Regions from separate parts of the Homo sapiens genome. Here region 2 is linked to region 1. A link is an interaction called in ENCODE POLR2A ChIA-PET data of the cell type or tissue named here. Cell type or tissue: Caco-2. All regions are shown on one strand. Each heading gives the region's core, and the rest is flanking DNA. Links, peaks and the distances in the headings are about the cores only. Region 1 overlaps GREB1L (GREB1 like retinoic acid receptor coactivator). Region 2 overlaps GREB1L-DT (GREB1L divergent transcript).

Region 1 (12,230 bases), core at 1,749-9,748:
TTGGACTTCCAATTTATAAATGCTTTGAATTGATGGTTAGCATTCTGAGATTAGGATGTTGTGAAATATTCTATCTTTAATCCTTGTGGCTTTTCTCTTCTCTATTTATATATCTTTGTTAATTATTAATATATATCAGGTTAGCTTAGGGGTCTGAAAAGAGTGTATCACTTCATCAGTGAATTTGTTTTCTGTTATTTACATATAGAAATATTGCCTTTATACGATATGGAATGCCCTTTCTTATTACAACTTTTTTTTTCCTGTTCATCTATATAACAGTAAATGTGTTATGCCCTCATCAGACACAACTAGAAGAACTCACTCTTATTGTCTGCTTTACTCTGTGTATTAAGGGGGATGGAAAAATTGATTTTCAATTAAAAAAAAAAGTATGGCTTTTCATCCTCCCAGTTTTCTGTTTCTTCTTTTTTCCATGTCCCCTGTTCCAACCAGGTCACCAAAATTTTTATTTTGTTTGATTTGTCTGAGTGAGGAATTGTTTGGATATTAGATCTAAAGGAATAAGAAGCCAGTATGAATAAACAGGTGTTAGAAAAGGGGAAATAGGAATCTCATGGAACTCCTGTCAGAAAGTATAGCTAGATCTCACAGAAACTAGAAGCTGACAAAGCCCTGAATTTGAACATCTGGCCTGTGCTCTGCTTTCCTCTTCGCAGATCAGCTTCCCTTCATGGTTCTTGGTTCCCGTACCTTAGCTTACATGTGGCTGACATAACCCTAATTCGGATTCCAATTCTCTAAAACCTTACAAATCCAGGGTCCAGTACCACCTGCCTGACTTTTTGTATTTATTTCAAAATTCCAGGAGAGAGATTCTGACTGTCCCAGACTGGGTCAGACGGTGGGCCACAAGCTCACCAGCTGTGGCCATGGAGGCAAGTTCGAGTGGTAGAGAGGGCAGAGAACCAGGGTGAGGACGCAGGTTCTCTAAGGAAGGAGTATGTGGGGAAGAAATAATAGACATTCTAGAACCAAGCTTTTCATTATATTATGTGCTCTATTTCCTTAACCTTAACCATTATCTACTGTATTTATCTACTCTATTTCCTTAATCTTTTAGAGATTAACCTTTCCTTTCCTTTTAGAGCAGCATTTAAATTATTTCCAGTCTTTCACTGTTATAAAATAACTCTGCTAAAGAAACATGTACCTGGTTTTTTTCCCTCTGAATTATTTCCTTGAGATTGAGACATTTTTGGGTCAAAGAATGTGAATGTTTCTATGCTGTTTAATACGTAAAAGTATTGTATCAACTTACAAGGCCATTAGTAACATTGGTTTTCCTGACTTCAGGGTTTTCTGGAAATTGTATCGGCTGTGGAGAAAGAGGATTTCGATATTTCACGGAATTTTCCAACCACATTAACTTGAAGCTCACCACTCAGCCAAAGAAGCAGAAGCACTTAAAGTACTACCTAGTCAGAAGCTCCCAGGGTGTACTGTCTAAAGGACCTCTTATCTGCTGGAAAGGTAGTCAATTTCCAGGAAGAAAAGGGGAGGGAATGGAGATTTTACGGTGGTGACAAGTGACCCATACAAGATTCAGAGTTCAGGTGGGATACAGATAAATATCCTAAGTTCAGAAGGATATCCCAAAATTTAAAGCCTTCTGGTAGGTTATTTGACTTGCCCCTTACTAATTTTAACAGAGACAATTCAAGTTTAGGAAAGTGAATGTCTCTGTATTCGTCTCTTGGGAAGGGGGTACAGCTCTCAAGGGGAAAAATGGACTCTTTCCAGCTCTTCTGTCCTTTAGAGAGGACCTCAGGGTGACAGCTCCTTGGTTAGATGCCGTTTTTACTCTATTTAATTTCTTTGGAGATTCTCAAACATCTGTATTTTTTCTATTTTAACTAGACCTAAACATACTTAGAATAAACATTAATGTTCTCTTCATAATACCTGGGAAAATACACTATTAAGTTGTCCAAGTGTTATTTCTTATAAATTAGGAAGAACTTAACTTATTTATAGAAATGAATCCAGTTGAAACTTCACATCTTCATGTGCTTGACAGGATTGACAGAAGTTCTCTTCACTGTGCTAAAGAAAAGAAGTATTTAATTATTATTCTATTGATCAGTTTCTTAGGTGCTGAGATTTTTTTCTCCATATAATAACTATTTTTGATGTTTTTCCTGACTATGAAAAACAGCATAATATTCCAAATTACAACTGCAGATTTGTTTCTGAGTCCTTCACCTTAATTTCTCTTAGTTATCTTTGAAGTAGCATTATATAGTTCTTTAGGAAATGGGTATAATTCCGAGACAGGTATCATCAGAACTTAACGCTTGTGACCACTGAATCATAAGCTGGTGAATTATAGATAAGTGTTTATCCTATTAAATTACTTTTCTCAGAAAAATCATTTTGAATGTCATGAATCCTAAGAAAAGGATAAAAATAGGATAGGTATCACCTCCCTCCCTTTTAATTCCCTTCTTTAGCCTTGTTTTGGTTGCATAAAATATTTTTAACTTCTTAGTACTCAGTGGCAATTCATCCTTCCTTCCTTCCTTCCTTTCTTCCTTCCTTCCCTTTCCTTCTCTTTTCATTTATCTTTTTTTCTTTTCTTTTTCTTTTCTTTCTTTCTTCCTTCCTTTCCTTTCCCTTTTTCTTTCTTCCTTTCCCTTTCCTTTCCCTTTCCTTTTCCTTTCCTTTCCCCTTCCTTTCCTTTCTTTTCTTTTCTTTCTTACACGCTCTCACTCTGTTGCCCAGGCTGGACTGCAGTGGCTCACTGCAACCTCTCCCACCCCAGGCTCAAGTGATCCTCTTACCTCAGCCTCACAAGGAGCTGGGACTACAGATACACACCACTGTGCCTGGCTAATTTTTGTATTTTTTGTAGGGACAGGGTTTCGCCATGTTGCCCAGACTGGTCTCGAACTCTTGGGCTCAAGTCATCTACCCACTTTGGCCTCTCAAAGTGGTAGCATTACAGGCATGAGCCACTATGCCTGGCCTCATTTTTCTAATAAAGAATAACATTTGTGAAAGAAGCCTCACGTTTATAATAGTTGCTATTTTGGAGCTGAAATTATATTTATTTATATAATTTATATATATACACATATAATATCAATATACATATATGCGTATATTACCTATTGGAGATAAGCTCTTAGGCCAGAATACAATAGCTCTTCATAGCAGGTCATAGCATAGAAGGTTATAGAAAACTGCTTCCAGTCCTTGTATGTATCTCATAAACTTGGAGACACTCTAAAGGACCATCTGTAATTAACTTTGTCATATAAAATCATTTATATTCCTTTTTCACATGCTACTTTTTGAGACGAATAGGGTAAAATTTGGTTGGAAGTTAACAGTCCCACAGGCTGTCATAGTATTTACTATCTACCTAAATCAGTACAAAGCACTATTAAAATATACCAGAGGCCCATTAATACTGGCTTACTTAAAATGAAGCTTGGCATATCATGATCCGTAACCACTTTGACTATTGGCTGTCTCCTTTAATAAGAACTGAGAATAATATTAATTTGAGCATTTAAAATTTTTCTCTACTGCCTATACATTTTTCTTTGCTTCTGTTTTTGGACCTAAATTAAGGTTGAGAAGAGAATAGGTTATAGGCAGCCTAGACAGACCCTAGGTTACTGTTCTACATTTAAACCAATCCCAGGTAGGATGTTAACTGGTATTGAAAGGCCTATTAGGTTTTCATAAATTACTAATGTTTTAACCTCTGTCTTACCCATAAAACTAGCATGACTATATTGGTTACGAGTATTTTTCCTCTGGGAACTAGTATGTAGGGAACAAAGGTCCAATTTCTTTGAAACCATTTCTTTGTCTTCCAAACAAAAGCATTGTGTTCACTAGTTGAAACATTCTGTTGGAGTCAGGATGGGGAAGGTGATCTCTAATTAAAGTGGCTGCCGCTTAAGGAGCAGCGATTTAATTTAGAGATTTTATGGATTGCGTCCCCATCACCTGTTTTAACAGAACATTGGTCACTTCATACAATGTGATTTTTACTCTTTTCCAGAATGTAGAAGCCGACAATCCTCTGCTTCTTGCCACTCTATTAAGCCAAGCTCTTCAGTGTCGTCAACTGTGACCCCAGAAAATGGGACAACTAATGGATACAAATCAGGATTCACTCAGACAGGTATGGGATATTTTCTTTTGGCATTTCAAGCATCACATGTATATTTAATGAGACTTTTTAAAATATATACTTACTGCTGGCTGGTTTGAATAGAGATATTTCAAAATAAAGGTATTACTTGAGTTACTATTAGAGTTAGAATTCAGCCTTGAGATGGGTTAATCTGTGGATGACCAGAATCCAAGTCCTCACAGTCCTGACAGCTGGTAGGAAATTTAGCTGGAGCCTAGGACCTCATTCTAGGGGAGACTGACAGTAGGCAATAAGTGGAAATCCAGACATGAGGGGAGTCTGCATCATAGCCATCCAGTGGCAAGTATTAGAGACACAGTCATTAAGACTGGAGTTCCAGGGTAGGGCTCTAACTAAGCCCACAGAACGTCATAGGGAGTAGTGCACCATCTGGGATACAAAACAAGGTCCTAAGCTAGGATTGTGGATCACAACGGATGAATCCAGGATCTAGTTTCTAGTGATACAAGAGAGGGACTTGGTTATGAATAACTAGATAAAATCTTAGTGCCTGAAACTAGGTCACAATATCAGAGCAGGATCAGCAGAATGACTGATCCTACTGAGCAGATAAGCTACCAGTCTGAGGCTTCTAAAAATTCCTCCAGTATAGAGCACCAGCCCAGGCCCTGAGGCCAAGATAAGATTCCAGGTGGAACTTCATGGTTCCAAGTGGCCAAAGGGCTGGAGGGCTTTGCCTGAAAAGATCACTGCAGATAGTATTTGAGAAAATTACTCAAAACCAGCCTTGGTTATATCTTAGGCAAGAAGGAAAGTATTTTAAAAGACTTTGTGAATTTGTTTCAGTTCACTTGTTTTTTGTGGAGTACATTTTACTCATCTGATACACAAACTTCATAGCATATGTACTTTGCCAGTGTTAATCACAAATTGAGAAGAAGGTGGTCTTCATTTGCTACACAGCATACCTCTTTCAAATTAATGTGAAATTCTGATGAGCTGGTCAATTGTTTCTACTTATTTTCAAGATAGAAGTGATTATTAGAATATGTTAGCAGCAGCAGCAGCAATGATAATAAGGCTAACTTTCTTTGGGGCATTTCTTGCTATGTGCCTGTACTCAGCTAAGTCCACCTCTTCCTGGATTGTAAAAAGTTTGGCTTTTAAATTGCACGGGAGATTTAGATAGAGGCTCTGATCTAAGAGAATAGACCACTTCTCTTTAGAATAAATGAGAGAACATGGTGTCACTAGGTATTCAAGAAAGAAACAAGTTAGCATTTGGCTCTGGCCATTGAAAGCATAGCCTTCATTACATTAATGAAACACCTGCATGTCTCTCTTAGAATATCATTTATGTAATTTGATTGATCCCGTGATATGTTATGCTGTGAAATATAATTTTTAAAACCACAGTATTAAAAGCTAAGATTTACTTCATTACAACAAAAACGTATCAAGTGTTTATTTCGTTTTAAGAACCTTATCAGTTGCTGTAAGGCAGGGTTTCAGTACTCGACTGATGTCTGCAATGATTTAAAAAACATTCATGGCTGGGCGCAGTGGTTCATGCCTGTAATCCTAGCACTTTGGGAGGCTGGGGTGAGCAGATCACTTGAGGTCAGGAGTTCGAGACCGGCCTGGCCAACATGGCAAAACCCCGTCTCTATCAAATACACAAAAATTAGCTGGGCATGGTGGCATGCGCCTGTAATTCTAGCTATCTGGGAGGCTGAGGCACGAGAATTGCTTGTACCCACGAGGTGGAAGTTGCAATGAGCCGAGATTGTGCCACTGCACTCCAGCCTGGATGATGGAGTGAGACTCTGTCGCAAAAGAAAAAAAACTAATATAAGGGATTAAAGAACAATAAAACAGGCCCAGGCACAGTGGCTCATGCCTGTAATCCCAGCACTTTAGTAGGTAGGCCTAGGCATGTGGATCCCTTGAGCTCAGGAGTTTGAGATCAGACTGGGCAACATAGTGAAACCCCATCTCTACTAAAAATACAAAAATTAGCTGGGTGCTGTTGCAGTGAGCTGAGATACCACCACAGCACTCTGGCCTGGGCAACAGAGCCAGACCCTGTCTAAAAAAAAAAAAAAAAAGAACAATAAAACATGTAACCTTTCCTAAGAGGGAGAGGTAGGTATGTAAATAACCAGTTGTACCTGAAAATAATGACGATATTAAAATGTTAATAAGAAGTAATACAATTTTAATTCTACCGGAAAATATAATTTGTAAACAAATTTTGCTTTGAAAGAGGAAATCAAGATTCAGGCTTTAGCAAAGGCTTCCCCAGTTGCCATCATGAGACACAGGCCAGGAGCAAGGGGAAGGCACTGACTGACTCACCGTGAACACAGTGGCCAAGTTTTAATGCTCACATTCTTTTGTGTCCCTTGTGAGGATGTAAGTGGTAATTTGACCATGAAAATTAGTTATTAACAATTTCAGATGCAACCCAGAAAATGTAATAAAAGAAAGTGCCTTTATAAGTGATGCTTTGTATCTAAAATTTTTGTGTTAATGAATTATGTTTATAGACTTTTCAATAATTTCTTTCTTCTGACACTTGAACATAATGGACTGTAGAAATTTCATGTTGGCATTATGATACCATTGCAAATATTAGCATGTGCAGCACTTCCTTAACTGATGGATTGAGATTCACCTTTCTATAGGAGATTGTTTTCTCCCTAATCTTAATCTGCAGTCAGTGACTGTCTGTAATCAACAGTTTTTAGCCTCAAGTATGGGTACACACATTGTATGGTATTTGAAGAAGAGTTTAATGCACTATTTGCATGCCTTTGTCTTGAGTTCTACCTGCTAAGCTATATATATTCTGTTCTGGCTGGGTTACCACTTATTGCTTGCATATTTTCTCTTAACATTTTCTTCCTTTTTTTTTTTTTTTTTGATACGGAGTCTCACTGTGACACCCATGCTGGAGTGCAGTGGCACTATCTCAGCTCACTGCAATCTCCGCCTCCCAAGTTCAAGAGATTCTCCTGCCCTAGCCTTCCGAGTAGCTGGGATTACAGGCGCATGCCACCACGCCCGGCTGATTTTTGTATTTTTAGTAGAGACGGGGTTTCTTCATGTTGGTCAGGCTGGTCTTGAACTCCCGACCTCAGGTGATCCACCAGCCTTGGCTCCCAAAGTGCTGGGATTACAGGCATGAGTCACCGCACCTGGCCTTCTCTTAACATTTTCATGTAATTGCTAATTCAAATTTTGGCCACCAATCTCAGTGGAATATTCTATCATTTTTACTGAAGGGGGCTATATTTTTATCTATCTGCATTATAAGCATGACATACACATAGATGATGTTTAATCGGGACGAGAATTCAGGAATAGATGAAAAATACATTTGTCTAACTCAGGATCTTGAAAATTTCCAAGTATTTTTCTAAAGCCTTTATTGTTTTAACTCTTGCAGTTAAGTCTATGAGTCATTTTGAATTAATTTTTGTATAGTATGAAATGAGAGCTTAAATTCAACTTTTCATGTGTGGATATCCAGTTGTACCAGCACCATTTGTTGAGCAGACCGTTTTCTCATCAGTGAATTGCATTGGTCAAATGACTCTAAATATAAGGATTTGTTTCTGGAAAAATTGATAAAATAGGCCTCATCAAAATTAAAATATTTTAAACTTCATAAGTCAATTAACTCTAAATATAAGGATTTGTTTTTGGAAAAATTGATAAAATGGACCTCATCAAAATTCAAAACTTTTACACTTCAAAATTTTAAGGATAAAGAAAATATGGTATATATACACAATGGAATTCTATTTAGTTGTAAAAAAATCATGAAATCCTGTCATTTGCAGGAACATGGATGGAACCAGAGGTCATTCTCATAAATAAAATAAGCCAGGCACAGAACAACACACATCACATGTTCTCACTTACACGTGGGAGCTAAAAACAGTTGATTTCATGGAGACAGAGAGTAGAATGATGGTTACCAGAGGCTGCAAAGGGTGAGGAGATGGGGATGAAGAGAGGTTGGCTAATGTGTACAAACATAAAGTTAGATAGAAAAAATAAGTTCTAGTGTTTGATAGCAGAGCAGCATGACTATAGTTAACAATAATATATATTTTTAAATAGCTAGAAGAGAAGATTTGAATGTTCCCAATACACACACAAAAAAAGATAGATGTTTGAGGTGATGGATATCTTATTTATCCTGATTTAATCATTACATATTGTATGCATGTATCAAAATATGTGTACCCCATAAATATGTACAGTTATTATCTGTCAATGAAAAGACACCATCAAGAAATGAAAAGGCAAACAACAGAGTGGTAAAAATATTAGCAAAACACAAATCTAATAAAGTATTAACACCCAGAATTTACAAAAGCTCTTACAGCTTAATAAGATGACAGTCCAACTGAAATATGGGCAAAGGATTTGGAATAGACATTTCTTCAAATAATAGATACAAATGGCTAATAAGCACATGAAAAGATGCTCAATATCATTAGTCAGGGAAATGCAAATCAAAACCATAATGAGAGCCAGGTGCGGTGGCTCACACCTGTAATCCCAGCACTTTGGGAGGCCGAGGCAGGTGGATCATCCGAGGTCAGAAGTTTGAGACCAGCCTGACCAACATGGAGAAACTCCGTCTCTACTAAAAATACAAAATTAGCCAGGTGTGGTGGTGCATGCCTGTAATTCCAGCTAGTCGGGAGGCTGAGGCAGGAGAATCACTTGAACCCGGCAGGTGGAGGTTGCAGTGAGCCGAGATTGCACCATTGCATTCCAGCCTGAGCAAAAAGAGAGAAATTCCATCTCAAAAAAAAAAAAAAAAAAAGTAATGAGATACTACTTCACATCCTCTAGAACAGCTGTCATAAAAAAGACAGTAACAAGTGTCTGTGGGTGTGGAGAAGTGGGAACCATTATACACCACTGATAGGAATGCATTGGTAAAATGTGGCAGCCATTTTGGAATACAGTTTGGCAATTTCTCAAAAAGTTGAACATAAAACTACCATGCAACCCAGCAATTCCACTCCCAGGTATCTACCCAAGAGAAATGAAAATATATGTTCTCATAAAAACTTGCATGCAGATGTTCATAGCATCATTATTCGTTATAACAAAAAGCTAGCAACAACCTAAATGTTGATTAACTTGTGAATGGCTGGACAAAAATGTGATGTATCCATATAATGGAATACCATCCAGCGATAACAAGAAACAAACTGTCGACATAAGCTATGTCATGGGTAAATCTCAAAAATATGATGTTAAGTGAAATAAACCAGATGAAAGAGACCACATATTGTATGGTTCTGTGTATATGAAATGTGCAGACAAGGCAAATTTATAGAGGAAGGAAGTAGATTAGTGCTTGCCTGGAGCAGGGAGTGGGAATGGAGATGAACAGAAAATGGGGTGTGAGCATTCTTATTAAGGGGATGAAAATGTTCTAACATTGATTTATGGTGATGGTTACACAACTTGGTAAGGCTACTAAAAATCATTGAATTGTATAGTTGAAATGGGCAAATTTTATACATAAAGTATGCCTCAATTAAGCTAGAAAAATAGATTAAAAAGCTGCTCTGAGAAAATTCATAATCCTTTGGGGTGGCACTGTTTCTCTTTCAGTTTAATACAATCTAATTTATTGAATATCTACAGTGGGGTGAGCAGTTTTTCAGAGCAGATGGTAAACAGCACAGGGCTGGGAGTCAGAGTTCTGCTATTAAGATACTGTACCTGACATATATTGGCTGAAAATTGGGGCAAGCCAATCAATTTTTCTGTGCCTTGGTTTCCTTTCCTCATTTGCAAAAACTGAAATTAACAACGCCTGTTTTGCATCTTTGTGAGGAATGACTTAGCCTTGCTACCACACTTCTGCTTGTGTGACACTGTTCCCTGTTATAATGATTTGCAAACCATGTATATTCTCTTATACGCTAGAAGCTTTATGTTCTTTTTGTTTATCTCTGTATCACCTAGTACCAGACAAATGCCTGGAAATAAATGTTATTTGAATTCTGTTTTTATTTAAATTAGAAATTAGCATTTGGGGATTATTAATTTAGTCTTTATTAATTTATTAATAGTACTGGTATGTACTGTCTTTCTAAATGAAGATAATATGCTCATCCACCATTAGAAGAACACATGTTTTATCCCTTAGCTTGTAGGGAAGCATGGGGTGAGCCTCCTAAGCTCTGCCCCTGTCACTAATAGTATGGCTTTTAGGAAGACTCTATGAAGCAGGGCCACTTTATGATTTTCTTGGGCCCTAGATATCTTTGCCTATGTAGGCTCTTCCTCTGTAGAAAAATATGTCAAATTATGTTTTATAACTGTCAGTATAAAGGTGAATATATTATTATAATATTATATATAAAGGCCAGCACGGTGGCTCATGCCTGTAATCCCAGCACTTTGGGAGGCTGAGGTGGGTAGGTCGCTTGAGCCCCAAAGTTCAAGACCAGCCTGGGCAACATGGCAAAACCCTGTCTCTCCAAAAACATAAAAATTAACTAGGTGTGGTGGCAAGTGTCTGTAGTCCCAGCTACTGGGAAGGCTGAGGCAGGAGAATTGCTTGAACCCAGAAGGCAGAGGTTGCAGGGAGCCAAGATCGTGCCACTGCACTCCAGCCTGGGAGACAGAAAAAAAAAAAGACAAAGTGTTGATCATAAAGGAAAAGACTGATATTTTACTACATTAAAATTATAACTTCTAACTATTAGGAGTCACCATAGAGTAAAAAAAAAAGCCATAAATTGGGAGATGATATGTGTAATACATAAAACTAACAAAGAACTAGTATCAAGAATATATAAAGAATACTTATGGGCCAGGCACATGGCTCACTCTTTGGGAGGCTGAGGCAGGAGGATCACTTGAGCCCAGGAGGTTGAGGCTGCAGTGAGCTAGGATCTTGCCACTGCCCTCCAGCCTGGGCAACAGAGCTAGGCTCTATCTTAAGAAAAACAAAAACAAAAACAAAAAAAAAGAATACTTATGAATTAATAAGAGAAGTATGTCAATAGAAACAGTGAGCAGAAACTTCAACAGGCACTTCACAAAAGAGAATATCCAAGTTGGCAATAAATACATGAAAAGATGATTAACTACTTTGGTAATGAGGAAAATTAAATTAAAAATACAAGATACTATATTCAGATCCCAAATTGGCAGTGAATTTAAGAATGACAAATAGTTGATGTTGGCAAGGATTCTTTTTTTTTTTTTGAGACAGAGTCTCACTCTGTCGCCCAGGCTGGAGTGCAGTGGCGCCATCTCAGCTCACTGCAAGCCCCGCCTCCCGGGTTCACACCATTCTCCTGCCTCAGCCTCCCGAGTAGCTGGGACTGCAGGCTCCCGCCACCATGGCCAGCTAATTTTTTGTATTTTTAGTAGAGACGGGGTTTCACCATGTTAGCCAGGATGGTCTCGATCTCCTGACCTCATGATCCGCCTGCCTCGGCCTCCCAAAGTGCTGGGATTACAGGCGTGAGCCACGGTGCCCAGCCAGATGTTGGCAAGGATTTCAAGTAATAAGAACTAATATACACTGCTGGTAGGAGTGTTAATTGATACCAAAGCTCTGTAAGTAGGTTGCAATACATAGTAAAGTAGAAAATGTGCATATCCTCTGATCCAGCTACTCCATTCTAGGGAACTTTTTGTATATGTGCACCAAGAGGTATGTTCAAGATTGTTCATGGCAGTGTTCTTCACAGTCACCTTAAACAGGAAACAACTAAAGTGTTCGTTAAAAATAGAATGGGGGCCGGGCGCGGTGGCTCACGCCTGTAATCCCAGCACTTTGGGAGGCCGAGGCGGGTGGATCATGAGGTCAGGAGATCGAGACCATCCTGGCTAACACGGTGAAACCCCGTCTCTACTAAAAATACAAAAAATTAGCCGGGCGCAGTGGTGGGCGCCTATAGTCCCAGCTACTCGGGAGGCTGAGGCAGGAGAATGGCGTGAACCCGGGAAGCGGAGCTTGCAGTGAGCCGAGATTGCGCCACTGCAGTCCTCAGTCCGGCCTGGGCGACAGAGCGAGACTCCGTCTCAAAAAAAAAAA
Region 2 (12,230 bases), core at 2,069-10,068, 170 kb before region 1:
GGAGGCTGAGGCAGGAGAATCACTTGAACCTGTGAAACGGAGTTTGCAGTGAACCAAAATTGTGCCACTGCACTCCAGCCTGGGCGACAGAGCTAGACTCTGTCTCAAAAAAAAAAAAAAAAAAAAAAAACAAACAAAGAAAGAGACATGTGGTGACTCTTCCTTTCACTTGAACACTTAGAGGCCATTGTAGGGTTATTAATTGACCTAATTTCAATCTTATTGTGTCTCACAGAAAAGGGAGGTCTGAGGTAAGGGAGAGAGAAGTGGGAATGGCTGCTTGGTGGAGCAGTCAGAACACACACAACATTTATGTATTAAGTTCGCCGTCGTATGTAGATGGGCATGGTTCATGACACCCCAAAACAATTACAATAGTTACATCAAAGATCAGTGATCACAGATCACCTAACAGATATAATAATAATGGAAAAGTTTGGGCCAGGCGCGGTAGCTTATGCCTGTAATCCCAGCACTTTGGGAGGCCGAGGTGGGTGGATCCCGAGGCCAGGAGTTCAAGACCAGCCTGGCCAACACGGGAAAACCCAAAACCCCGTCTCTACTAAAAATACAAAAATTAGCTGGGTGTGGTGGTGTGTGCCTGTAACGCCAGCTACTCAGGAGGCTGAGGCAGGAGAATCGCTTGAACCCGGGAGGCGGAGGTTGCAGTGAGCCGAGATCATGCCACTGCACTCCAGCCTGGGTGACAAGAGCAAGACTCCATCTCCAAAAAAAAAAAAAAAAAAAGGGAACGTTTGAAATATCTTAAGAATTACAAAAATGTGACACAGAGACATGAAGTAAGCACTGCTGGAAAAATGGCACGCATAGACTTGCTTGATTTAGGGTTACCACAAACCTTCAGTCTGTAAAATGCAGTATCTGAAGTACGGTGAAGTGAAGCACAATAAAACAGAGGTGTCCCTATCTCTGCTACTCACCTGTTAGTCACTTAGTAGTGTCTTGGTTACCGGATCGAAAAAGCACAGTAGATATAGGGTTTGGTACTATCCATTGTTTTAGGCATCCACTGGGGGGTCTCGGAATGTATCCCCTGAGGTAAGGGGAAAGTACTATATTACAGAACATCTGAGGTAAGTCATAGAAATTATGTAACCATGGCATTTTTATCACTGATAACTCAGTAGTGAGGCCAAGGGAGACTGTCAGAGGTAAAATGGAAAGACGGGAGACAGTGATTACTGGATGACAGGGAAAAGATGTAAAGGTTTACTGTGCATTTTTTTTTTTTTTTTGAGATGGAGTCTTGCTCTGTCGCCCAGGCTGGAGTGCAGTGCTACGATCTAGGCTCACTGCAAACTCTGTCTCCCGGGTTCAAGCAATTCTTCTGCCTCAGCCTCCCAAATAGCTGAGATTACAGGCGTGCACCACCATGCCTGGCTAATTTTTATATTTTTAGTAGAGATGAGGTGTCACCATGTTAGCCAGGCTGGTCTCCAACTGCTGACCTCAAGTGATCTGCCTGCCTTGGCTTCCCAAAGTGCTGCGATTACAGGCATGAGCCACTGCGCCCGGCCAACACTGTCTTTTTAATGTCCAAAACTAAAAGGAGACATGTCCGTGGAGAAAGGATATATCAAATTTGATAAGAGTTCATTAATGACCAAAAATTCCAAATCATAGCTGGGACTCCCTCAATTTATTTAACCTTTGCCCAGTTCCTCCACCCCACACTATTCTTCAGCAATTAACTGAATTACTTAAGTAATTAAAATAAGAAAATATCAGCATGAAACATGTATAAGAATGGAAAATAAGTAAATAAATTAAAAATGTGAAAGAAACAAGCAAAAAGTTAAAAAGAAAAACCATTACGCCTGTAATCCCAGCACTTTAGGAGGCCGAGGCAGGTGGATCACCTGAGGTCAGAAGTTCGAGACCGGCCTGGCCAACATGGTGAAACCCCATCTCTACTAAAAACACAAAAAATTAGCCGGGCATGGTGGCAGGTACCTATAATCCCAGCAACCTGGGAGGCTGAGGCAGGACAATCGCTTGAACCCGGGATGGGGAGGTTGCAGTGAGCCGAGATCGCGCCATTATACTCCAGCCTGGGCAACAAGAGCAAAACTCCCATCTCAAAAAAACAAAAAACAAAAAACAAAAAAAAAACCTAAGAAAAACAATCCAAGGAAACATGAAAAATTCCAACAACTCATTCTGTGTAGTCTCAAAAAAATCAGATATTATTATCTCTCTACTAAAATGTATCTGTGAAGAGAGGTAAGCATTTAAAGAGGACATTATGAAATAACCTAGGCTAGGTGTGATGGCGCATGCCTGCAATCCCAACTCTTGGGGAGGTTGAGTGGACAGATTGCTTGAGGTCAGGAGTTTGAGACCAGCCTGCCCAACATGGCAAAATCCCGTCTCTACTAAAAATACAAAATTAGCTGGGTGTGGTGGTGTGCACCTGTAATCCCAGCTACTTAGGAGGGTGAGGTGGGAGGATCTCTTGAGCCTGGGAGGCAGAGGTTGCAGTGAGCTGAGATTGCACCACTGCACTCCAGCCTAGGTGACAGTGAGACCCCCCATCTCAATAAAATAAAATAAAACAAAATAAAATAACCTAGAGAGTTTTAAAAGCAAGCTGGCAAGGCTTGCTTTTAAAGCAAGGCTGATCCATGTGTCAGAGGTCCTTCCTTTTTAAGGCAGAATAATATCCCATTGTATGTATTTATCACATTTTGTTTATTGATTCATTTATTGATTCATCTGTAATGGATACTTGGGTTGCTTCTACCTTTTGACTATTGTTAATAATGCTGCTATGAACATGGGTGTACAAATCTCTCTTGAGTCTCTGCTTTCAGTTCTTTTAAGTGTATATCCAGAATTACTGGATCATGTGTGGCAATTCTGTTTTTAATTTTTTGAAGAACTGCCATACTGTTTTCCACAGCAGCCGTACCATTTTACATTCCTGCCAGCAGCGCACAAGGATTCCGATTTTTCCGCATTCTTGACAATACTTGTTATTTTATTTTTTCTTTCTTTCTAATAGTAGCCATGCTGCTGGGTATAAGGTGGTACCTCATTGTGGCTTTGATTTGCATTTCCCTAGTGATTAGTGTTGTTGAGCATCTTTCATGTGCTTGTTGGCCATTTGTATGTCTTCTTTAGGAAAATGTTACTCAAATTCTTTGCCTGTTTTTTGATCTGGTTGGTCTTTTGGTTTTTTGTTTGTTTGTTTTTTGAGATGGAGTCTCACTTTGTCACCCAAACTGGAGTGCAGTGGGGCGATCTTGGTTCACTGCAACCTCTGCCTCCTGAGTTCAAGTGATTCTCCTGCCTCAGCCTCCTGACTAGCTGGGATTACAGGCACACGTGCTACCACGCCCAGCTAATTTTTATATTTTTAGCAGAGACAGGGTTTCACCATGTTGGCCAGCTTGGTCCTGAACTCCTGACCTCAAGTGATCTGCCTGTCTCGGCCTCCCAAAGTGCTGGGATTACAGGTGTGAGCCACTGCGCCCAGCCTGGTCTTTTGTTGTTGTTATTGAGTTTAGGAGTTCCTTATATAGTCTGAGTATTAACCGCTTATCAGAAACAAGATTCGCAAATGTTTTCTGTCATTCTGTAATTTTTCTTTTCCCTCTTTGATTGTGTCCTTTGATGCACAGTTTTTTATTTTGATGTAGTCTGTTTTATCTGTTATTACTTTTGCTGCCTGCGCTTTCGGTGTCATATTCAGAAATCATTCCCAAATCCAATGTCATGAACCCCTGGGTTTTAGTAAGTATGTTTTAACTGTTCATAACTTCTAACTAATCTGTAATTGCAGATTATATTTATTTTTTATATAGAAAAAATTAACTCATCAAGCAGATTTATTCTTTTAATAATTAATTTGTAGTTTTCTTATTTTAGGGTCAAAAACTATGGCTTAAGCTCTAGATTTCCATTCTTTAGAATTTGTTAAGATTTTCCTTGTGGTTTAGAACATTTCAATGTTTGTAAATATTCTTGGACTTTAGAAAAGAATGCATGTAGGCCGGGTGCAGTGGCTCATGCCTGTAATCCCAGCACCCTGGGAGGCCGAGGTGGGTGGATCACCTGAGGTCAGGAGTTCGAGACCAGTCTGGCCAACATGGTGAAACCCTGTCTCTACTGAAAATACAAAAAATTAGCTGGGCGTGGTGGTGGGTGCCTGTAATCCCAGCTACTTGGGAGGCTGAAGTAGAAGAATCGCTTGAACCTGTGAGGCAGAGGTTGCAGTGAGCCGAGATCATGCCATTGTACTCCAGCCTGGGCAACAAGAGTAAAACTCCATCCAAAAAAAAAAGAAAGAAAGAAAAGAATGCATGTACTATCTTTTTAGAGTTCAACGTTATCTATATGTATTACATGTGTTTTCTTGTTTGTTTGTTTGTTTGAGACAGAGTCTCACTCTGACACCAGGCTGGAGTGCAGTGGCGCGATATCCACTCACTGCAACCTCTGCCTCCCAGGTTCAAGCGATTCTCTTGCCTCAGCCTCCTGACATATGTGTTTTATTTTTCCAAATCCTCTCTGTTTATTTTTGGTCTATGCGATCTGTCAAATTCTTAAAGAAATGGGTTAAAAATTTTAAAATAAATTCTTTTATCCCCATTAGTTATTTATTTAAATATTTTGGTGTTATGAGCTTGCACTTTAGAATTAGCATATCAGGGTTTGAGTTCCATGTCCATCTATCACTGTGAACTATGAACATCATTTAATCTCTCTGATGTCTAGTCCTCATTTGCAAAATGAAAGAAAGCATTAACCACAGTCACTCCATGGAGTAGTAAAGATTATTTGAGATGTATTTAAAGCATTCTCACTACAGGTGTGTTCAAAAGATACTCACTATTCTTTTGTCTTGTCCTACTTAATGCTTATTTTTTGTATTCATTCATTCATTTTTTTTTTTTTTTTGAGATGGAGTCTTGCTCTGTCGCTCAGGCTGGAGTGCAGTGGCACAGCTCACTGCAACCTGTGCCTCCTGGGTTCAAGTGATTCTCCTGCCTCAGCCTCCTGAGTAGCTGGGATTACAGGTGTGCACCACCATGTCTGGCTAATTTTTGTATTTTTAGTAGAGACAGGGTTTCACCATGTTGGTCAGGCTGGTCTCAAACTCCTGACCTCATGATCCGCCCACCTCAGCCTCCCAAAGTGCTGGAATTACAGGCATGAGCCACCGCAGCTGGCCCATTCATTGATTCTTGAGATGGGGCAGGTGGCAGCAGGGGTGGGGTGGTGTTCTCGCTATGTTGCCCAGGCTGGTCTCAATCTCCTGGCCTCAAGAGATCCTTCCACCTGAGCCTCCTGAGTAGCTGAGATTACAGGCATGCACCACCATGCCTGGCAGTGCTTTTTTTTTTTTTTTTTTTGAGATAGAATCTTGCTCTGTCGCCAGGCGGGAGTGCAGTGGCGTAATCTTGGCTCACTGCAACCTCTGCCTCCTGGGTTCAAGTGATTCTCCTGCCTCAGCCTCCCGAGTAGCTGGGACTACATGTGCACACCACCACGCCCAGCTAATTTTTGTATTTTTAGTAAAGACAGCCTTTCACCATGTTGGCCAGGATGGTCTGGATCTCTTGACCTTGTGATCTGCCTGCCTTGGCCTCTCAAAGTGCTTGGATATACAGGCATGAGCCACCAGGCCCGGCCCATGCTTTCTTTTAAATCATCAATTTCACTTTGATTTTATATTGCTACTTTTGCTTCTTTTTGTCTTCACTTGTTTTACCTTTGTTGGCCATTCATTTAATTTCAATCTATGTTGTTTTAATTCAGATATTATTCATAAAGAGAATATAGCTGTATTTTCTTCTGTTTTTTCAGAGAGATTTTTGTCTTTCAATAGGGAAATTTAGCCCACTGAATTTGTTGTTATTGATGCTAAGAATGTATTCATACACCTTAAATTGTGTTTTCTCTTTTTTATGCTTTGTTTTTCCCTTTTCTTCCTGACTTTTGTGGTGTTGGTGAAGTGGTATTGGTTTTGGTTTCTTTGTATTTCTTTCTTCTCAAATTATTTGAAAGTTCTACAAGAAGTTGTGGTCAGTATCTTTAAAACAAAACAAAAAAAAAACCTGATATGTTTATAAATAACTGATATGCTTATAAAGAAAAAAAGGATGTATCTTTTCTCTTTTTAAGACAGGATCTCTGTCACCCAGACTGGAGTGCAGTGGCACCATAATGGATATTGTAGCCTTAACTTCCTGGCCTTAAGTGATTCTCCCACCTCAGCCTCCCAAGTAGCTGGGACAACAGGATCATGCCACCACACCCGACTAATTTGTTTATTTTTTATAGAGACAAGGTCTCACGATGTTGCCCAGGCTGGTCTCAAACTCCTGGGCTCAAGTGATCCTCCTGCTTTGGCCTCCCAAAATGCTGGGATTACAGGCGTGAACCACTGTGCCTGGTGGTATATATTTTCTTATTTCCCATTCTCTTCTCCAAACATAGTGAGACTTTTAACGGTTAAAATTCACTCCCCAAGGGCCCATACCACCCAAATTTATTGAAATAAACTGGGATTTTAATTACAGATTATTTTTAATATTTCAATTTTTGTTTTTTCTATGCTATATAGCATTTGTATTAGATTTTATAAAAACATTATCAATAATTTTTTAGATCCCACGGGGCTTTTACTCTCCAGTACTTTTTGTTTTCTCTATTTACCTCTTTATTGAGTTTTATTTAATTGCAAGAAGCATCAAATATTCTTTATATATATACATATATGTTCTTTATATATCTACATAATAGATATTTATATATCTCCATAATAGATATTTATCAGATAGATGATTTGCAAATATTTTCTCCCGTATTATGGGTTGTCTTTTCACTTTCTTGATTCTGTCCTTCGATATACAAAGGTTTTCAATTTTTATGAATCAATTTATCTAGCTTTTTCCTTTGTTGCTCGTACTTTTGGTGTCATATTAAGAAACCTAATCCAGTGTCAAATAACTCTATAGTTTTACAGTTTCAGCTCTTACATTTAGATCTGTGATCTATTTTAAGTTAATTTTTGTATCTGCTGTAAAGTAGATGTCAAATTCATTCTTTCTCATGTGGATATCCACCTGTCCCAGCACCATTTATTGAAAAGACTATTCTTTCCCAATGTATTGCATTATTTTGATATCCTTGTTGAAAACCAGTTGACCACAGATGCATGGGTTTAGTTCTGAACTTTTAATTCTATTCTGTTGATCTGTATGTACTTATATGAGCACCACATTGTCTCGATTACTATGGCTTTGTCATGAGGTTTGAAATTGGGAAGTGTAGTCCTCTGACTAGGTTCTTTTTTCTTAAGTTTATTTTGGCTATTTTTGATCCCTTGCATTTCCATATGAATTATAGGATCAGCTTATCAATTTCTACAAGACAGGCAAATGGAATTTGATAGAGATTATATTGCATCTGTAGATCAACCTGGAGATTACTGCCATCTTAACAATGTTAGGTCTTTAAATCCAGTAACACAGGATGTCTTTCCATTTACTTAGGTTTTCTTTCATTTCTTTTAATGATGTTTTGCAGTTATAGTGTATATCATGTGCTCCATTTTATTTTTCAAGCTTCCAACATATCAATAGTAGCTCCCCTGAATTTATTTTTTCTCTTTTATTTTTTCTTTCACAATTTCAATTTCTTCATCTTTTTGCTCTGTACTCTGGAAATATTGAGATGGTCTTATAATTTACTAATTCAGTTTTCAGCAGTATCCATTTTTTCTATTAACTGCTTAGTTTTTTCAACTTAAATAGTCATCTACTGTTTAATTTCCAACATCATTCTGGTTTTCAGATTGCTTCATTTTCACAACCTGCTTGTTACTCTTTAAATTTCACTAAGAACATGAACAAGATTTTTAAAAAAGTTTTGTCTTATTTCCTGCATTAACTCCATTTTAGTGGGTGATATTTGCTCTCATTTGGTCCTCTTCTTTCAAATGGTAGATTCTCTCCTTATGATTGGTGATATTTTTTATCTGCTCATATTTCTAAGTGAAGATCTAGATCATTCAGCATTGGTAACTGGCATCCGATCTGGAATTAGAGAGACCTTTGTTCGGTTCCCCACAGTGTATCTTCCCCTCTGACGAAGATGGTGGTAGGTTGGTTTTCCTTTCCAGTGAATTGGCTTTGAGTGGGAAAGTAGTAGCACCCTTTCTAGTAGAAGGTGAATTCTTTTTTTTTTTTTTTTGAGACGGAGTCTCACTCTGTCACCCAGGCTGGACTGCAGTGGCATGATCTCGGCTCACTGCAAGCTCTGCCCCCGAGTTCACGCCATTCTCCTGCCTCAGCCTCCTGAGCAGCTGGGACTACAGGCGCCCACCACCACGCCTGGCTAATTTTTTATATTTTTAGTAGAGACGGGGTTTCACCATGTTAGCCGGGATGGTCTCAATCTCCTGACGTTGTGATCGGCCCGCCTCGGCCTCCCAAAGTGCTGGGATTACAGGCGTGAGCTACCGCGCCCGGCCAGAAGGTGAATTCTTATAATGCATGCGTATGCTGAGCCACTAAGCCTCAGATCTTAAATTGAGAGAAAGGGAAACACAGTGAGGAAGCAAAGAAATAAAGTATTTGCAGCTTTGCCCAGGAAAGAACTTTGGGTATGATTACTGGTCCATGGAACTCATAGGAAGAGAATAGTCTACTAAGTGTCTAAGAAAACCGTAAGGTCAAATCAGCTATAAACCTGGCCTTTAAAATGCCTTACATGTAGGCCAGGAGTCGTGGCTTATGCCTATAATCCCAGCACTTAGGGAGGCAGAGACTGGAGGATGGCTTGAGCCCAGAAGTTTGAGACCTGCCTGGGCAACATAGCAAGACCTCGTTGTCCACAAAAAGGAAAAACAAACAAACAAAACCAAAAACAAAACAAAATCCTTAAGTATGAATGAGCCCTCAGGACTCCAAACTTATACCAGCAGGAAATGCGCTGTGAAAACTGTGAAGTCTCTGGAGGGCTTACTTCCTAGTTGCACTTCAGATATGGTCATGGAGAATAATGAACAAGGAAGAATATTCCAGAGTGTGGAGCCAAGGGCCACAGAAATAAATGCAAAGTGGTGTTCATCCTTGAGAGCAGAACCAGGATGTAATCATAGAACTTCCTCCACTGCCAAGGTGAAGGATCGTCACAGTAACTACCCAGAAGGATTCTGCCATTTATGTATGAACTCTGTTGTGAGTCTCATATTTTTCACTAAATTTAGGGTTTTAAGGCAGCGTATCTATGTAGAAACACTTGGGAATCACTGTTATGGGAGAGAGTGGAGGGATGCACAGGCAATGATCACAGTCAACATTTAATAGTGTTCCGGGCTGGGCATGGTGGCTCATACCTGTAATCCCAGCACTTTGGGAGGCTGAGGCGAGCAGATCACCAGAGGTCAGGAGTTTGAAACCAGCCTGCCAACATGGCGAAACCCCGTCTCTACTAAAAATACAAAAAATTAGCCAGGCGTGGTGGCGGGCACCTGTAATCCCAGCTACTCAGGAGGCTGAGGCAGGAGAATCGCTTGAACCTGGGAGGCAGAGGTTGCAGTGAACCGAGTTCATGCCACTACACTCCAGCCTGGGCAACAAGAGCAAAACTCTGTCTCAAAAAAAAAAAAAAAAAAAAAAAAAAAAAAAAAAGTGTTTCAGGCACTAATGCATCTTCTTTTTTTTTTTTTCTTTTTGAGACATAGTCTCACTCTGTCACCAGGCTGGAGTCAGGATTCAAAACTATGGGACCTTTTTTCAGAATGTTCACTCTGAACCCTATCATCTTTTATAATTATGGAGGTCTACTGGGCATGCTGAGGGACATAGAAATCCCAAAGGGAAGACAAGGCAGAAACACAAATTCAGGACACAGGAGTGTGAAATCTTTTTTTTTTTTTTTGAGTCGGAATTTTGTTCTTGTTGCCCAGGCTGGGGGTGCAATGGCGCAATTTGGCTCACTCCAACCTCCGCCTCCAGGATTCAAGCGATTCTCCTGCCTCAGCCTCCCAAGTAGCTGAGAATACAGGTGTGTGCCACCAACACCTAGCTAATTTTGCATTTTTAGTAGAGATGGGGTTTCACCATGTTGGTCAGGCTGGTCTCGAACTCCTGACCTCAAGTGTTCCACCTGCCTTGGCCTCCAAAGGGCTGGGATTACAGGCGTGAGACACTGTACCCGGCTGGGAGTTTGTTATCTAATGAAGATGGCATTGAACTCTTTTCAATCTACCAGGATATATAGATTACTCTCACTTTTACCCTTGTTAGGGACTTGCCTTGTTTACTGACAAATCACCACTACTACTGATATATTGTGCCGTCTAACTCACATTAGGTGCTCAATATCTGTTGAATGGATGAAGAATGAATACCAGAGTCCTGTAATATTAGACTATGGTCCTTGAGTGACTGCCAGATTTGCTTTCACATTTCTAGGGTCTAGTGTACCTGGCACTCAACAAATGGTCCTTGCACTAAGAGAGAAAACTGCACTGGTGGTTTTACTTTAAAGCGGCTCCTTGTTCAGTGTCCTTATCTTTAAATTGGAAGGTGTTTTGCTTCTGCCCAACCCCCACACACTCTACAGACCTTGTGATGGGTTGAGTTTTTCAAAAGATTCTCACCTGCTTTAACTTCTATGAGCTTAGTTTATATTCACCAGGTGAACTTAAAATTTCAGTTTCTACAGCACTGTCTTTTCCACGTGTATGGCCAGTTCTCATGATGAGTTTACTAAGTGACTTTGGATTCTTTTAGCTATTGCTAATCATCTGCACCTTTCTGTTGTAGTTATTTTAAAGCCCGCCCGCGCGCGCGCGCGCACACACACACACACACACACACACACACACACTCTTGAGTCAGGGTCTCTGTCACCCAGGCTAAAAGCGCTGGGACTACAGACATGAGCCACCGCGTGGGGCCAAAAACATACGGATTTTATTTACTAAACCTGTATTGTGTGCATGACCCAGAATTGTGGGAGTACAGCAATGACTGAGAAAGCCGTGTTTCCCACCTTCGTGGCACATAACAATGTTTCTATGGGTTTTTAAAGGCCCAACAACAGGGATTCAATTATAAAATAAAAATATTTCGGTACAAAACATGATTTAAAAAAAGACAACTATGTCTTCCGAGTGGAGGAGGGAAAGGACAATCAAACCTCGAACAAATCGTTTATCTTGCTAGTCACAGCTTAGCTATGCCTTGTTATTTTCCGGTGATTCCAAACTTCCAGTCCATTCCCTCTGCATGGATCAAAAGTGACAGGAAAGAAAAAAATGTATTTCGGATATGGCAAAAAAGAAAAATGCAAGACAAGCAAACAAAAGTACTGGGACATCGTATGAGAACTAGTTTAATTGACAATGTCTTTAAATGGTACCTATCACTTGACAATGATTCCAACCCACCCGGGCCTGGGCGCCGCGGCTGCCTCCCCACTCCCACGCACACGGGGAGCTCCCCCGGGCTGTACTGCACTAAAGGCACTCAAAATACATCAGCCTTTCCTTACCTCGATTCTTCCACCACATCCAGCATGGAGCTGCTGCTTCCAGAGATGTAGTCGCCTATCTGTGGCAACAATTAGTTTTAAAAATGGAGCCGCATCTCTAATAACAAAAGCCTCCAGCTGTGAAAAGTGGAGCTAAATCTCTCTACCGGGCCGCAGCATCTCTCAAGAACCTTTTCCCCGCAGCACCCGTCAAGGCCCAGGGCCAGCTGGACGCGGCTGCCCTGGGGTGGAGCCGTCCCCGTGGTCCCGGGAGGCTACCGACGAGCCGGGGCCCGGGGCCGGAGGGCGTGCTCCTCCGGGAGGTGCAAAAGTCGGCTTGGGCCCGGAGCTCCCGGGTTTGTTTGGTTTTGTCCGCGCCCTGCCCCCACCCTACCCCCTTCATGCAAAAGGCCAAGGGTTTCCGAGCCACCACTGCCCAGGCCGAGTTCACGCTTGGGGCTCTTCAGCCGCCGTCCAGTGAACAGAGAAAGCAATTGCGCAGAGGCGAGAGCAGGCTGAATGAACGCGGGCTCCAGGGGAAATAATTTTTCCTCCTGGCTTCGCGCGTCAGCACACTGGGGTGCAGCCCTCCCTCACAGAAGACCCCCCCCCCGCACGACCCCCTGTACACCCCCGCGGGGCTGCGCGTTCGTCTGTGCGGCGGGGTTTGGGAATGGAGGCGTGAGGACCGCGCATCGAGGGCTCCACAGGCTGGG

What was found. Peaks named below come from ENCODE experiments on the same cell type or tissue, not always from the same donor. Only the 100,000 strongest peaks of a DNase experiment are listed, where the experiment ranks them.
Region 2: POLR2A ChIA-PET joins it to region 1 with 6 read pairs; 5 of 35 experiments call an interaction of 5 or more read pairs at or near these places.

Annotation. Positions count from the first base shown.
Region 1 is chr18:21,399,833-21,412,062 of GRCh38, forward strand. GREB1L (GREB1 like retinoic acid receptor coactivator) reads left to right here. Exons shown (of 33, transcript NM_001142966.3): 6 at 1,318-1,494; 7 at 4,040-4,162. GREB1L-AS1 (GREB1L antisense RNA 1) reads right to left here. Exons shown (of 4, transcript NR_187982.1): 2 at 1,989-2,067. Among named protein-coding and RNA genes, the nearest start is that of GREB1L-AS1, 45 kb to the right of the region's middle. RefSeq lists enhancers at 2,196-2,697, 2,698-3,197. In Caco-2, for the core only: no CTCF peak of the experiment used is centred there; a DNase peak (open chromatin) is centred at 4,809.
Region 2 is chr18:21,229,742-21,241,971 of GRCh38, forward strand. GREB1L-DT (GREB1L divergent transcript) reads right to left here. Exons shown (of 3, transcript NR_183513.1): 2 at 11,536-11,594; 3 at 10,934-11,266. Among named protein-coding and RNA genes, the nearest start is that of GREB1L, 6.4 kb to the right of the region's middle. In Caco-2, for the core only: no CTCF peak of the experiment used is centred there; no DNase peak of the experiment used is centred there.